Regions from separate parts of the Homo sapiens genome. Here region 2 is linked to region 1. The links are chromatin contacts, found by Hi-C or POLR2A ChIA-PET in ENCODE. All regions are on one chromosome and are shown on one strand. The core of a region is the stretch at or near the end of the contact, and the rest is flanking DNA. Distances in the headings are between cores, read along the strand shown.

Evidence for each region. Hi-C counts contacts between places; a loop is a spot of excess contacts on that map. ChIA-PET counts read pairs that join two places held with the same protein, here RNA polymerase II (POLR2A). Pooled maps may share reads with other maps.
Region 2: a pooled map shows a loop between it and region 1 (3-fold over the local background). The contact joins the promoter of AFMID here to the enhancer-like site in region 1. A Hi-C loop is called at or near these places in 1 of 168 maps with a recorded cell type or tissue (endothelial cell of umbilical vein) and 2 of 50 pooled maps. POLR2A ChIA-PET finds 5 or more read pairs at or near these places in 2 of 52 experiments (A549 and activated T-cell).

Annotation. Positions count from the first base shown.
Region 1 is chr17:77,842,165-77,845,676 of GRCh38, forward strand. No RefSeq gene overlaps it. Among named protein-coding and RNA genes, the nearest start is that of LINC01973, 40 kb to the right of the region's middle. RefSeq lists a silencer at 1,572-1,671 and an enhancer at 3,291-3,512. Within about 2 kb of position 1,912, at least 2 of the 41 ENCODE cell types and tissues checked have a DNase peak (open chromatin) inside an H3K27ac peak, as active enhancers do.
Region 2 is chr17:78,185,515-78,188,795 of GRCh38, forward strand. AFMID (arylformamidase) reads left to right here and starts at 1,848. Exons shown (of 11, transcript NM_001010982.5): 1 at 1,848-1,919. The coding sequence starts at 1,857. It overlaps TK1 (thymidine kinase 1), which reads right to left and starts at 1,538. Exons shown (of 7, transcript NM_003258.5): 1 at 1,415-1,538; 2 at 1,273-1,304. The coding sequence starts at 1,480. RefSeq lists a silencer at 1,691-1,830.

The DNA of each region.
Region 1 (3,512 bases), core at 662-3,161:
GCAGCAGGGATCCAGGTAGTCATTTCCTGCTTTCACTTAGGACTGCTGTGCACCTGCTCTCCTTCTCCCACCAGGAATAACCACACCCAGTGTACCTCCTAGGGTGTCGGGGCCTCCCCAGCACTGAGTGCCCAGCCTAGTTCAGCCTCCAGGCTTCCAGTTTCCTGGCAGTCAAGTCCATTTGCTCTGGAGCTTTGCAAGGGGCCCCCAGGTCCTTCATCACTGCACCTGCAGCTGCAGTATAGGCCTTGACCCATGGCGAATTCAGCAAGGGTTGAATGGATGATTTGAGTCCACAGGATCTGAAGACCTTGGCTGGGAATGTCAGAGGCGAGGCACAGCCTGCCTGAGCCCAGTGAGAGGAGAGGCAGAGCATCTACAGGGCTTCAGGAGGCCCCTGCTGCAACCCTGCCTGCAAGTGAGTGAGTCGGCTGGAGCTGAGGCTGAGTTTCAAGTTCTAGGGAAATGGAAAGGCCACGAGAAGAAGTAGGACCCGAAAGAAACTTTCCCTTCTTGGAAACGTCCGTGTCGCCATTATCCCCAACAACTTCCTTTTCACCTCCCTGCCTCTAAGGGACCCTCCCACCATCAGCTTTCTCCTCTTTATCCTGTGCCTCCAACTTCCCCCTTCCATGGCTGCTACATAATAAGCATTCAATAAATATGAGTCATTAAATAGTCACTGCTGTTCCTGCCTCTTCCCCCTCTCTATATTAACACATTCAGTGTTCTATCACCTAAGAAAACTAAAACCTTCCAAAATGTTTCCCACATGTGGTCGGCTATTGATGATTTTTATTTCTGCCTTTGCATTTTTACATGTCAGAGGTCTCTACCATGCACATGTGTCTAAGAGGATTACAATGAATAAGAGCTGACATTGGCTGAGCAGGAACTCTGGGCCGTCCCCGGTGCTAGGAGTTTCCTATGCACCCTATTGGTTCAGCCTCTCGACAATCCCATGTAGGGTTACCAACTGTCCCAGATGGCCCAGGCCTGAGGGGCTTCCTGGGACAAGAGACTTCTATTGCAAAAACTGGGATAATCTCAGGCAAACCAGGAGGGTTGGCCACCTTCCACCAAGGAGGCGCTATCATGATCCCCATTTTATAGATGAGAAAATTGAGGCTCAAAGAGGCTTAAAACTCTCCCTCGGGGCCAGGCACGGTGGCTCATGCTTGTAATCCCAGCACTTTGGGAGGCCAAGGCGGGCAGATCACTTGAGGTTGGGAGTTTGAGACTAGCCTGGCCAACATGGTGAAACCCCGTCTCTACCAAAAAATACAAAAATTAGCCAGCTGTGGTGGCACATGCCTGTAGTCCTGGCTACTTGGGAGGCTGAGGCACGAGAATTGCTTGAACCCAGGAGGCGGAGGTTGCAGTGAGCTGAGATCGCACCACTGCACTCCAGCCTGGGTGACAAAGTGAGACTGTCTCAAAAAAAAAAAAAAAAAACCTGCCTGGGAATCTGATCAAAAAAGGGGCAAGCAAAGGACGTAAGTAGACATTTCTCCAGAGAAGACATACCAGTGGCCAAGAAGCCCACGAAAAGACGCTCACCAGCATTAGTCATCAGGCAAATGCAAATCAAAACCACAATGAGGTTGAGGTGCCACTTCACACGCTCGACAACAGCTATAATTTTGTTTTAAAACTGAAAATAAGCGTTGGTGAGGTTATAGAGAAATTAGAACACTTACACATTGCTGGTGGAAATGTAAAATGTTTCAGCCACTGTGGAAAACAATTTGGTGATTCCTCAAAAAGTTAATCATAAAATTGCTATATAATCCACAATTCCACTCCTATGAATATAGCCAGAAAAACCTGAAAATAGACACTCAAACAAATACATGTGCACACACGTTCATAGCAGCATTATTCATGCCAGCCAAAAGGTGGAAACAACCCAGATGTCCATCAAACAATGAATGGACAAATGAATTTTGGTCCATCCATACACCGGAATATGATTCCTTAAAGAGGAATGAAGCTCTTAGATGAATGAAGCCTAAGAACATAAAGCTCAGTGAGAGAGGCCACAGGCCACAGGCAAAAGCTCCCATTTAACCTGATTGCATTTTTTTTTTTTTTTTTTTTGAGATGGAGTCAGTGTCATTCTATCACTCAGGCTGGAGTGCAGCGGCACGATCTCGGCTCACTGCAACCTCTGCCTCCCAGGTTCAAGCCATTCTGCGTGAGCCTCCCAAGTAGCTGGGATTACAGGCATTCGCCACCACCTCCAGCTAATTTTTGTATGTTTTAGTAGAGAGGGGGCTTCACCGTGTTGGCCAGGCTGGTCTTGAACTCCTGATCTCAGGTGATCCGCCCGCCTCAGCCTCCCAAAGTACTGATTACATTTTTATTAATTGTTCAGAGGAGGCAATGCATGCAAACAACGCAGATTGGTGGCTTCCAGGGGCTGGAGGAGGAGGAAGGAGGACTGACTGCCACTGGGTACGAGGTTTCCTCTTGGGTGATGCCAAGGTTTGGGAACTTGCAGAAGTAGTGGCTGCACAACATTGAATATACTAAATGCCAGGAATTGTACACTTAAAAACGGCTCATTTTGAGCTGTGAGCTTCACCTTGATTTACCAAAAACAACAAAAACAAAACCTGTACTTCAGGTCACACAACTGATGAACACAGAGCCGGCCCCGGAGCATAGGACACCCACCAGCCCGCCTTCCGTGACCGCTGGAGCCTGTGTCGCTGCTAGTCCCCCCTAGCTCAGGCCTGCCTCCCCATGCTTCTCCAAAGGCTCTCTCTACTTGTCCACTCGCCATTTGCTTGTCACCGGGGTCAGGCTTCCCCGACCACCACCCTGTGCTGGTCACCCACCCTCTTCCACTGGGCAAGTCCAGTGAACGGCACTGGGGGGTATTTGCCATTCTCCCCACCAGACTGCTGCAAACTGCCTCATAAAATTACTCAGAAAAACCCAGGGAGGCCAAGCATGGTGGCTCGCACCTGTAATCCCAGCACTTTGGGAGGCCAATGTGGGCAGATCACTGAGGTCAGGAGTTCGAGACCAGCCTGGCCAACATGGCGAAACCCCGTCTCTACTAAAAACACAAAAATTAGCTGGGTGTGGTGACGGACCCCTGTAATCCCAGCTACTCAGGAGGCTGAGGTGGGAGAATCACTTCAACCCAGGAGGTGGAGGTTGCAGTGAGCCGAGATTGTGCCACTGCACTCCAGCCTGGGTGGCAGAGCGAGACCCCATCTCACAAAAAAAAAAAAAAAAAAAAAAAAAAGAGAGAGAGAGAGAGAGAGAGAACCGAAGGGAAAGGAAGAAAAGAAAAGATAAGAAAAACCCAGGGAGGACAAGACCCAAGCAGCCAAGCAGGTCACCTCCTGAGGCCGCTGCTTTGCCCCTCTAAGGACGTCTCAGGGCTATGTCTTCCTATGCCCCCCCTTTTCCTCTCAGTCAGCCCCCACCTCACGGGCCTGCCCTGCAGGGTGTCGGGGGGCTCTTCCTTCTTGTTTTTCTAGCCTTCGCTCAGCTCA
Region 2 (3,281 bases), core at 598-3,097, 340 kb after region 1:
AGTTCAGAGTTTTTCTTTCTTTCTTTTTGGGGTGGAGTCTCGCTCTGTTGCCTAGGTTAGAGTGCAGTGGAGCGATCTCAGCTCACTGCAACCCCTGCCTTCCGGGTTCAAGAGATTCTCCTGCCTCAACCTCCCGAGTAGCTGGGATTACAGGAGGCTGCCACCATGCCCAGATAATTTTTGGTTTTTTTTTTCAGTAGAGATGGGGTTTTACCACGTTGACCAGGGTGGTCTCAAACTCCTAACCTCAAGTGATCAACGCACCTCAGCCTTCCAAAGCGCTGGGATTAAAGGCGTGGGCCACCACACCTGGCATACAGCTTTTCTAAATTAATTTCAGAAAGTCTTTGTGTGCAGCGTCAAAAGCACTTGCTTCTGGGTCCAAGAAGTCCAACTCTGAGCCACATCTTCCTGAGCAAGGGGTTTGAGCTGAAGTGATCCCCAGGGCCATAAAAGAATGTTGGGGCAGGGCATGGTGGCTAACATCTGTAATCCCAGCACTTTGGGATGCTGAAGTAGGAGGATTGCTTGAGACCAGGAGTTCAAGACCAGCTTGGGCAACATAGCAAGACCCCAGCTCTATAAAAATAAAATAAAATTAGCTGGGTGGAGGCGGGGGGGTGCACGCCTGTAGTCCCAGCTACTTGGGAGGCTGAGGTGAGAGAATTGCTTGAGCCCAGGAGTTTGAGACCAGCCTGGGCAACATAGCAAGATCCTACCTCTAGAAGAACAAAAACAAAACAAAAAGAATGGTGCGTGGGTAGTTTACTCAAGAAACTCACTAGCCCCACCCGGGTCAGGGAATGGTTCTATCACCTCAGGAGAGCAGAGGCTCCACGGCTTCAGACTCCTTGGTTTAGAAAGCGACTACGTTTCCTTGGCCTTAGAAGGAAACAGCCACATTGAATAGGGGTGTACAAAAAGGCCTGGCCTACAGGGGACACAACTGGTTGCCACCTTCTCAGAGGACTTGGTGGGGAAGACAGCTAAGCTGTAAGCAGCTGTCACCAGCTCCAGGAGGGAGTGGCGTCCACACAGGACGAGGGGCTTGGCCTGGGCAGAAGAGGGCAGAGACTTCCTCCTGGACTGAATTCAAGGGAGGAGCACCCCAGGCGGGAGCTGTAGGAGGCTGTGCTGGTCCTTCTAGGGGAAGGGAAGGGGAGGGAAGGGAAGGGGAGGGGAGGGGAGGGGAGGGAAGGGGAGGGGAGGGACGGGACAAGGGGTCCCCGGAGAAGAGGAAGGAGCTCCACCCCAGCCCCGCGAAGCCATTACCTTTTTCCTGAGAACATCGGCCCGAGAATCACCTAGGAGAGAAGGTGAGGTCATTTGAGGGCCCGCCCTGCGCGGATGCCTGGACACAGGCTATCACCACGACCACCTCATCCCCAGCCACGCGCAGGGCTGGCCCCCGCACCTGGATCTGCCCCCGGGTCTTGCTGGGGGAGCCAGGCAGCACAGTGGGCAGGTTAATGCAGCTCATTGCGCCTCCGGGAAGTTCACGAACCCGAGTACTCTCCAAGGCCGTCCCGCAGTAAGCCCCTGGTTCCCGCGCCGACCGCTTTAAACCACGGCGTGCTGGCCAATCACGAGCCGGCCCCGCCGCCATGGGGCCAATCAGCGCCCGGCCGCTGACCTGGCGGGAGATTTGGCCGCAGCCCGCCCCCTCGTGGGAGGAATCCGGGACGTGCGCCCAGGGACTGGGAGGGCCTGGAAATCAGGGCGATGGACGTGGCTGATCGGGGTGGGGCCTGGTCTGAGCCCCGCCTCGGTCCGCCCACCAAGTTTAAAGGGGCGGAGCGAGGCGGGGCTCTGGCCATATAAACAGAGGGACGCACGCCCATGCGGCTGTAGACGCCATGATGGATGTGTCTGGTGTGGGTTTCCCAAGCAAGGTTCCTTGGAAGAAGATGTCTGCAGAGGTAGGTGGATTGCAGGGAGGGACTAAGGGGCTGGGGCGGAGTTAGCTCATTTATTAGATTGGAATTCCAAGAAGGAAGCTTAGAAGCCGTCTAGAGCACTCCTGTGGGCATGCAGAGCGCCTAGTGCGTGCCAGGTCCCCAGTGCTTGAGCACCATGGTGTATTTTACCTTCTCCTAAGGATTTTTGTTAACCTGGTTTTCAGGATAAAGAAAATTGAAGTCCTGACTATGCTAATAATATCCGTAGACCCTGCCAGGCGTGGCGGCTCACACCTGTAATCCTAGCACTTTTGGCGGATCACGAGGTCAGGAGTTCGAGACCAGCCTGGCCAACATGGTGAAACCCCGTTTCTACTAAAAATACAAAAATTAGCCGGGCGTGGTGATGTACCTCTGTAATCCCAGCTACTGGGGAGGCTGAGACAGGAGAATCGCTTGAACCCAGGAGGTGGAGGTTGCAGTGAGCCGAGATCATGCCATTTGTACTCCAGCCTGGAAGGCTGGGCGATAGACCAAGACTTAGTCTCAAAAAAAAAAAAAAAAAAAAAAAAAAAAATCCATAGACCCGCAGGAGGTTAGGGGACAAAGTTCTGGACCTTGATCTGAGGTTACACAATGTTTTTGGGTCTGTGCTTATGTGGCACAGGCTGAAGGATTCAGAACAGCTGGTATTTACATTGGGGTTGTGAAGGTTAGAAACATACAGGCCGGGTGCGGTGGCTCAAAAAAAAAAAGAAAGAAAGAAAAGAAACCCATTGTATAATCATGATCATAAATAATAGCAACAAAGATGGTGGTAGTGATCACAGAGTGTGCCAGGTGTGGCTGTAAGGATCCTACAGGTAATAACCTTTCCAGGTACAGATTGGACAGATCCAAGGACCTCTGACAAAGAGCTCCTTCACTGGGAGGAAGAAGCAACCCACACTGACTGGCTTGCTTTATTTTACTCGCATGCTTTATCTCTTTTAACCTTGTGATTTGGATACATGCCTTCTTTTTTTGAGACACAGTCTCGCTCAGTCACCCAGGCTGGAGTGCAGTGGCATGATCTCGGCTCACTGCAACCTCTACCTCCCGGGTTCAAGTGATTCTCCTGCCTCAGCCTCCCGAGTGGCTGGGATTACAGGCACACTGTAGCTGGTACTACATGCCTGGCTAATTTTTTTTTTTTTTCTTTTGAGACAGAGTCTCGCTCTATCGCCCAGGCTGGAGTGCAGTGGCGCGATCTGGGCTCACTGCAACCTCTTCTTCCAGGGTTCACGCCATTCTCCGGCCTCAGCCTCCTGAGTAGCTGGGACTACATGCGCCCGCAACCATGCCCGGCTAATTTTTTTGTATTTTTAGTAGAGATGGGGTTTC